Regions from separate parts of the Homo sapiens genome. Here region 2 is linked to region 1. Evidence: read pairs that join two places in POLR2A ChIA-PET (ENCODE). Cell type or tissue: K562. All regions are shown on one strand. Links, peaks and the distances in the headings refer to the core of each region. The heading gives the core; the rest is flanking DNA.

What was found. ChIA-PET counts read pairs that join two places held together with the same protein. Peaks named below come from ENCODE experiments on the same cell type or tissue, not always from the same donor. Only the 100,000 strongest peaks of a DNase experiment are listed, where the experiment ranks them.
Region 2: POLR2A ChIA-PET joins it to region 1 with 6 read pairs; 5 of 35 experiments call an interaction of 5 or more read pairs at or near these places.

Annotation. Positions count from the first base shown.
Region 1 is chr18:11,910,630-11,915,028 of GRCh38, forward strand. It overlaps LOC101927511 (a long non-coding RNA gene), which reads right to left. Exons shown (of 4, transcript XR_007066296.1): 3 at 3,566-3,797; 4 at 1-233. Among named protein-coding and RNA genes, the nearest start is that of MPPE1, 4.5 kb to the left of the region's middle. In K562, for the core only: no CTCF peak of the experiment used is centred there; no DNase peak of the experiment used is centred there.
Region 2 is chr18:11,960,595-11,964,993 of GRCh38, forward strand. No RefSeq gene overlaps it. Among named protein-coding and RNA genes, the nearest start is that of IMPA2, 19 kb to the right of the region's middle. In K562, for the core only: a CTCF peak has its summit at 3,507; DNase peaks (open chromatin) are centred at 387, 627, 2,217 and 3,497.

The sequences.
Region 1 (4,399 bases), core at 91-4,090:
CAATATTGGCAAAGTGTTTAATGTTTAAGCAAGGAGATGGGTACATGGGCATTGTGCTAGGCCTAATTATGCCCCCCAAACATGCCCACATTCTAATCTTCAAACCTGTGAACAAGTTACCTGACATGGCAAAAGGGGCTTTGCAAGTATGCGATGAAGAACCTTGAGATGGGAGATGATCCTGGATTATCCCAGTGAGCCCAGTCTCATTGGGTCCTTCCGAGAACCTTTACCTGCAAATGAGAATTGGAAAGAGACGTAACACTGGAAGGAAGTTCAGAGAGATTCAACCTGACAAGGATGTGGCCGCTGGTGCTGACTCCGGAGATGGAGGAAGGGGCCACAAGCCCAGGAATGCCACAGGTGGCCTCTCAAGGTGGAAAAGGCAAGGAATGAATGATCCTGCAGATGCTCAGGTGTCCTGCCATCACCTGAGTTTTAGCCCAGTGAGCCCCGTGTGGGCTCCTGACCTACAGGACTTGTACGGTAGTAAATTTGGGTTGTTTTAGGTCACCAAAGTGGTAGTAATTTGTTACAGCAGCCATAGAAAACTAATACAAGCATTTGCTATATTTCTCTCTATGTTTTTGTAAGTTTAAGATTTTTTTCTGCTGGGTGCGGTGGCTTACGCCTGTAATCCCAGCACTTTGGGAGGCCAAGGAGGGCAGATCACAATGTCAGGAGTTCGAGATCAGCCTGGCCAATATGGTGAAACCACGGCTCTACTAAAAATACAGAAATTAGCCAGGAGCGGTGGCATGCGTCTGTATTCCCGGCTACTCGGGAGGCTGAGGCAGGAGAATCACTTGAACCCAGGAGGTGGAGGTTGCAGTGAGCCGAGATCGTGCCACTGCACTCCAGCCTGGGTGACGGAGTGAGATTCTGTCTAAAAAAAAAAAAAATTGTAATAAAATATTTATTAAGTCCATAAAACATAAACCTAAGAAATACATTTTTAAGGTAATTCATTTACACCTGAAGTGTAATCTGACCAACCATAGAATTATACCATGCATTTTAATTTCCAAAAGAATTATATGTCATAAATCCCTTTTTAAAAAGCATTGTTGAGTATGGTTAGTAAAATAATGTTAATTTTCAAAGTCACAGATATAATAAAGCATCACGGATATAATAAAGCATGGCATGACCTATTCCTGACTTTATTTATTTATTTATTTTTGAGACAGAGTCTTACTTTGTCACCCAGACTAGAGTGCAGTGGCTCATCTTGGCTCACTGCAACCTCTGCTTCCCGGGTTCAAGCCATGCTCCTGCCTCAGCTTCCTGAGTGGCCGGGATTACAGGCACCCGCCACCGCACCCAGCTAATTTTTGCATTTTTAATAGAGACAGGGTTTTGCCATGTTGGCCAGGCTGGTCTCGAACTCCTAACCTCAAGTGATCCGCCCACCTCGGCCTCCCAAAGTGCTGGGATTACAGGTCTGAGCCACCGCGCCTGGCCCCATTCCTAACTTTAGAATTAGTTTATCTATACCGATTGTTATCAAAATCTGCATATTGACATGACTTTTAAGATGCTGACATTTATAAAGGTAATTTTCCTTCTAGCATATATTAATTTCAGGAAACAGATAACACAATTAATAAAATATATAAAACAGAATCGTTAAAGAAAATAATCTTCCCAAATATGTAAAAGTAGAATAGTTTAAAAAACAGTACCGAATATTTTAATGTAATTTCTAATTTTCAATTAATGAATATTAGGCATTTTCTATTATATGGATAAATTACCCACATTTTGTCAAATTTGCTAAAACAGTCCGGGCGCGGTGGTGCACACCTGTAATCCTAGCACTTTGGGAGGCCAAGGCGGGCAGATCACTGGAGGTCAGGAGTTTGAGGCCAGCCTGGCCAACATGGTGAAACCCCATCTCTACAAAGAATACAAAAAAATTAGCCAGGCGTAGTGGTGGGCGCCTGTAATCCTAGCTGCTCCGGAGCCAGAGGAAGAGGCAGGAGAATCACTTGAACTCTGGAGGCAGAGGTTGCAGTGAGCTGATATCGCGCCATTGCACTCCAGCCTGGGCAACAAGAGTGAAATTCCGTCTCAAAAAAAAAAATTGCTAAAACAGATAACATTTATTAAAGTCCATAGTTTTAACTAATTTTATTAGTTGACTTTTAATGCCATTAACCAATTTTTTTTTTTTTGAGACCAAATCTGGTTCTGTCTCCCAGGCTGGAATGCAGTGGCATGATCTCAGCTCACTGCAACCTCCACCTCCTGGGTTTAAGGGATTCTCATGCCTCAGCATCCGGGGTAGCTGGGATTACAAGTGTGTGTCACCATACCTGGCTTTTTTTTTTTTTTTTTTTTTTAGAGACAGGGTTTACCCATGTTGGCAAGGCTGTTCACAAACTCCTGACCTCAAGTGATCTGTCTGCCTCAGCCTCGTAAAGTGCTAGGATTACAGGCTTGAGCCACCACACCCGGCCTACTTGGGGTATTTGGTTTTGTTTCTTGAGACAAGGTTTCATTGTGTTCCCGGGGTGGCCTCAAACTCCGAGGTTTAAGTGATCCTCCCATCTTAGCCTCCTAAGTAACTGGGACCAGAGGTGTTCCCCAATGTGCCGGGCTAACTGGTTTTAATTCTACAGAGCACTCTTTAAATCACTGTTTCCTCTCTAAACATCTTCAGTTTCATATTGTACTTCACTGTCTTGTAAACTACTTTTCTGTGGGAGCAGCTACAGTGAATAACATTGTGGTATACATAGTGGTATACATGGTTGTGATATACATTGTTGTGTTGTGGTAACATTGTGGTATCTTTGCCGCCTTGTATTTAAAAAATCCTGGCTTACACTAAGGGAGCCTTGGAAACTCCCAATACTTTGGGAGGCCGAGGTAGATGGGTCACCTAAGGTCAGGAGCTCAAAACCCAACATGGCAAAACACCATCACTGCTTAAAAAAAGTAATAAAAAATTAGCCCAGTGTAATGACACACACCTGTAGTCTCAGCTCTCCTGGAAGCTGAGGCAGGAGAATCGCTTGAACCCAGGAGGTGGAGGTTACAGTGAGCCGAGATAGCGCCACTGCACTCCAGCCTGAGCAACAGAGGAAGACTCTGTCGTAAGAAAACAAAAAACAGGTGGGGCCTGGCTCCTCACCCACCCGTCAGCTCCAGGACTGCCCCTTCCTGGGCCAACTGGCCAAACAACTGGGAAGAGCCCCCAACTCCAACAGGATTATTTTCCCAGCAGGAGTTACAGATGCAGCCACAGATTGATGATCTGCCTTAACATGATCGGAGATGCTTTGTAATCTACTGTCCAGCTGAAAGCGCTCATGTTATGAGGAAGAAACTACAAATGATGTTCAAATCTATTTTAAACTATTTTGGGCCATTTTTATGTACCTTTGGGTTCAGGCATTATTTGGGGGTTTTTGTTTCCAAAGTAACTAAATAAAGTCATATTGCTTATTAAAAAGAAAACAAAAAACAACAAGAAAACTATATTCATTATCTTGCAGCTCCCACTGGTCAGGAGTCTGGGGCTTGGTTTAGCGGGTCCAGCTGCAATCCAGCTGCTCACCAGGATGTGGCATTGGCATCTGCATCTTCTGAGTCGTCTTCCACCTCTCTGGCTTTGGGATGAATTCAGTTCCTTGTGGTCATAGGTTTAGGCCCTCAGCTCCCAGAGCCACCTACCAATCTCAGCCCAGTGACCCTCTCCCAGCACAGGCGGTTGCTTCTTTAAGGCCAACAGGAGAAAGTGTCTGCTGCTGCCTCATCTTTCTCCAACTTCCATCCCTGACATCTGGACCCTGTTAACAGATGCAGGTGATTAGATCAGACTCACCCAAGATCATCTCTCTTTTGAATGGCTTAATACCAACTCATTAGGGGCCTTCATTACATCTGTGATATCCCTTCACTTTTTGCCAGCTTAGGCTATAGAGTGAGACACTGTGTCAAAAAAAAAAGAATTCTTTTATTTATAAAATTGTTTATTAGAAGTTTCCTTTTGATAGTGAGCTCTCCTTCTGCTTTTATTTTATTTTTTGAGACTGAGTCTCCCTCCGTCACCCAGGCTGGGGTGCAGTAGCCCAATCTCAGCTCACTGCAACGTCTGCCTCCTGGGTTCAAGCAATTCTCCTGCCTCAGTCTCCCGAGTACCTGGGACTACAGGCATGTGCCACCATGCCTGGCAAATTTTTGTATTTTTTAGTAGAGACGGGGTTTTGCCATGTTGGCCAGACTGGCCCACGAATTCCTGACCTCAGGTGATCCTCCCACCTCGGCCTCCCAAAGTACTGGGATTACAGGCATGAGCCACCATGCCCAGCTGCAATATTTTTCTTAAGATAAATGTTTTCTGGCCAGGCCCTGTGGCTCACGCCTGTAATCCCAACACTTTGGGAGGCTG
Region 2 (4,399 bases), core at 261-4,260, 50 kb after region 1:
ATGACCCTGCCAAATCCCCTCTGCGAGAAACACCCAAGAATGATCAATAAAAAAAAAAAAAAAGAAAAAGAAAAAAAAGAGAAAAAAAAAAAAAGAAAAAGAAATCTAGAACCAATTAGAAAATACGTAAAATATCTTAGTTTTGGAGAGAGAGAACACAATAAAAAGCAGGTGAAGTCTTTCAAAAAAAACAAACAAACAAAACAAAACAAAAAGAAAACAAAAACAACATGAAGTAGAAGCCACGTCCCATTCCCATACTATCTCGCTGAGAAGCAGGACTGGTGGCCTTGACGTTAACACCACTGGCAGCGAAATTGCTGAATGGCAGGGGCCTTAGAGGAGTTAGGGCTCTGGCATGAAGATGGAGCCTGTGAGGGTGGAGAGAGGAGGGGCCATCACTTCCCTCTGCTCGCCACCCTGCTCCATCCTCACGCATCCCTGGCCCTGGGGATGCTTATGAGTTTCCAGAGACTCTTATGGAGAGAGCTAGGTTTCATTCCAAGCCAGAAGAGAAAGAGCTTTCCATGAAGAGGATGAGTGTGTGTTTGTGTGTGTGTGTGTGTGTGCGTGTGTGCGCGCGCACGCGTGCAGACGCACCTACACGCCCTGAAGTGGGTGTGTGTCCAGGGGGTTATTATCAGAGGGCCCAGCGACAGAGCCTGGGAAGCTTCTCAGCAATGGGGGTGCCGCTGGATGAGAATTGGGGATGGGGCTCAGAGCCTGGAAAAAGAAGAGCCTTCTAGCATTTTGCTTTCCGAATTGATTTAAGCTGGATCTATATTTCATTTATATCACTCTTTGCACCACCTAAGAAGAATAAATGTACTAAGAGAAGTAAAGACATTTCAATAAATTGGCTGGGCACAGTGGCTCACACCTGTAGTCCCAGCACTTTGGGAGGCCGAGGTGGGCAGATAACTTGAGGTCAAAAGTTCGAGAGCAGCCTGGCCAACATGCTGAAACCCAATCTCTACTAAAATATATATATATATATATACACATACAAAAATTAGCTGGGCGTGGTGGCAGGCGCCTGTAGTCCCAGCTACTCGGGAGGGTGAGGCAGGAAGATTGCTTGAACCCGGGAGGCGGAGGTTGCAGTGAGCCGAGGTTGTGCCACTGAACTCCAACCTGGGCGACAAAGTGAGTCTCCATCTCAAAAAAAAAAAAGACATTTCAATAAATTAAAATTTTAGGATTATATATACATTATGTATATTTATATATTATATATTAAAAATTATAAAAATATACAAAACATTTATATGTAATATATAATATATAAACTTATATAAAAATATAATATGTATAAAAATATATAGTATATATGTATTATATTATGTATAATGTATATTATGTATTATATATTAATATATTACATATTAATATATTATAATATATTAATGTATATTACATATTAATATATTATAATATATTATAATATATATATATATATATATTTTTTTTTTGAGACTGAGTCCCGCTCTGTTGCCCAGGCTGGAGTGTAAATGCATGATCTCGGCTCACCGCAACCTCCGCTTCCCAGGTTTAAGTGATTTTCCTGCCTCAGCCTCCTAAGTAGCTGGGATTACAGGCACGTACCACCACACCCAGCTAATTTTTGTATTTTTAGTAGAGACGGGGTTTCACCATGTTGGCCAGGCTGATCTCAAACTCCTGACCTCAGGGGATCTGACTGCCTCGACCTCCCAAAGTGCTAGGATTACAGGCGTGGGCCACCGCGCCCAACCAAAATTTCAGCATAATATACTAATGTTCCATTCTTCTGCAACATCCTGAGCCATTAAAAAGGGGACAGTGCGCAGTTTGCCTGATAAATCATGTTTCTAAAACAAGTCTCTATGCCCTTTTCTCCCTCCCAGCAGTCTCAGGATATTTATTCTTAAATAAATTTAATTTTTGGTGTTCTTAGAAGGCAAGAAAGCTTTGAATCATTTCTGCCACTGCTGTTTTCAGTACTGCATACATCTCTCTGTTCCTGCTACAGCCTTCCTTATGGAGAAGCTTGGAATTTGATAAAGAAGGAAAGTTTCTTGGAGCAACCAGGAGTTAGTAATGTCATAGGATTATCAGAGCCACAATATTATCAGTCAGAGGATCTTTCAGGCTGCAAAGAGCCTGCAGATCATGATTAGAGGGTGTGGAAGGACTAGACAAGTCCTGGCAGCACTGACCCTTTATCCCTCCTCTTGCACTGCCCCCCCTCCCCCCACAACATTAAATCCACCCACTGAAAGTCCCATGAGCCTTTGGACAAAGTTTACATTATGCCGTTGGAAAATCTGATCCTATTCTGGATCATTGGCTTGCATCCCTTCCTCATTTGCATTTTGTGTGTCAGATCACTGGATCCAAAATAATTTGGTTGAGAACAAGTTGATCCAAAACAATATTTTTGTTTAAACAACAAATCATTGCTAACTAAATGCATCATCTACTATTTGTATTTTCTTGTATTTCTCATTTGAATCCTCTTTATTCATTTAAGGCATATTAGGCTCACTCTACTAGTTTGACAATGTCTTTGGTCTTTTAATTTTGCAAAATTGGCTAAAAATAAATGTTTCCAATCACCTACTTATGTTTGCATAATTTATATGTATGGTGTGGGGGGTGGATACTAATTTTAGATACCTTTAAAGTAATTGTGGCACAAATACCAGTGGTACTGAGTTGCTTCTCCAGCAAAGTGAAGCATAAAGAGATATAAACTCCTTGACCATCCTGCTAGGGGAGTTTCAGAATCCTTCCAGGTTACTTACTTTCTTTCTTTATTTTTTTTTGTTGTAGAGATGGATCTCGCTATGTTGACCAGGCTGGTTTCAAACTCCTGGATTCAAGGGGACCTCCCACCTTGGCCTCCCAAAGTACTGGGTGTGAGCCACCATGCCTAGTGAGTGCATGGTTACTTTGGTTACTTTCTTTTTTTTCTTTATTCTTTTTTTTTTTTTTAAGACAAAGTCTTGCTCTGTCGCCCAGGCTGGAGTGCAGTAGCACGATCTCTGCTCACTGCAACCTCCACCTCCTGGGTTCAAGCAATTCTCCTGCCTCAGCCTCCTGAGTAGCTGGGACTACAGGCGTATGCCACCACGCCCAACTAATTTTTTCTTTTTCTTTCTTTTTTTTTTTTTTTGTATTTTTAGTAGAGACAGGGTTTCACCGTGTTAACCAGGATGGTCTCGATATCCTGACCTCACAATCCGCCTGCCTCGGCCTCCCAAAATGCTGGGATTACAGGTGTGAGCCACCGCACCTGGCCTAGATGGTTACTTTCTATGTGCTTGCCTTTGCAAAATAAGGAACGTGTTCTCTTTGGCCCTACCTAAATCTGAAGCCTAGCAGCACATTTACAGCTTTCCCCAGGGTAGTCTGGGAGGCCCTTCAGGTCGGTAGCCTGTGGAATTAGCATGGTTTGGTGCTCTCACTCCTCACGCTCTCCAGTAGCCAAGACAAGAGGCCCCTGGCTAGCTCTGGTAATGCACCTCCTGCTGGGAGGATGCTGACACCTCAGTGTTCATACTCTGGCTTAACCTTAACACTGTTGCCTCAGAATGCATCTCCTTGCTCATTCTCCTGAGATATAGGGACTGCTCTCTCTTTCTCTTTTTGAGCTTTTTCCAAAAGTCTTCACCCTTCATCACAAAACTATTCAGAATGCTAGGAAACAGGCCCTTGTTGTAAGCAAAACATTTTTATAGGAACACAAAGTTAATATTAGTATAAAACTGCACACGTGTGAAATAAGAAGCCTAAAATGTGAGCAATCTTAGGGTTTATGTATGTCATTTGTTAGAAATGTTAGAAATCTTTGCAAATAGCCAAACAAAAGGTGAATTCAGCTCTGGAATACAGATGACTTGAGAATGATGCTCATGAACACACGGAGGGTTTTTTTTCCAAATATGGAAGCAGTAGAATTGACTTTAGAAGTTAACTTTATTAACAACTTCAGTAGAACTCTCCTATAAATAGAAATAAAATATACTCAGTTCTCTGCCTCAGGGATGGTTCCCCTACTACCACCACTCCCAGAGAAATACATTTGGGAGAGTTTTAGGAGTCAGTACATTTTTCAGTACCCTTGAGGATGTTTTTCTGTGCAGAGGAAAAATTATTCGGAGATGCCTTGGTCTTAAAAATTAATATTTGATTTTAAAAGAGTTTTTAGTTCCACTTCATTCACATTCCTTCTAGCAAATTTTAACAATTGGCTAGGCATGGTGGCTCATGCCTATAATCCCAGCACTTTGGGAGGCCAAGACAGGCATTTTGCTTGAGCCCAGGAGTTCAAGACCAGCCTGGGCAACATAGTGAAACCGTGTCCTTACAAAAAAAATACAAAAATTAGCTGGGTGTGGTGGCATCCACCTGTAGT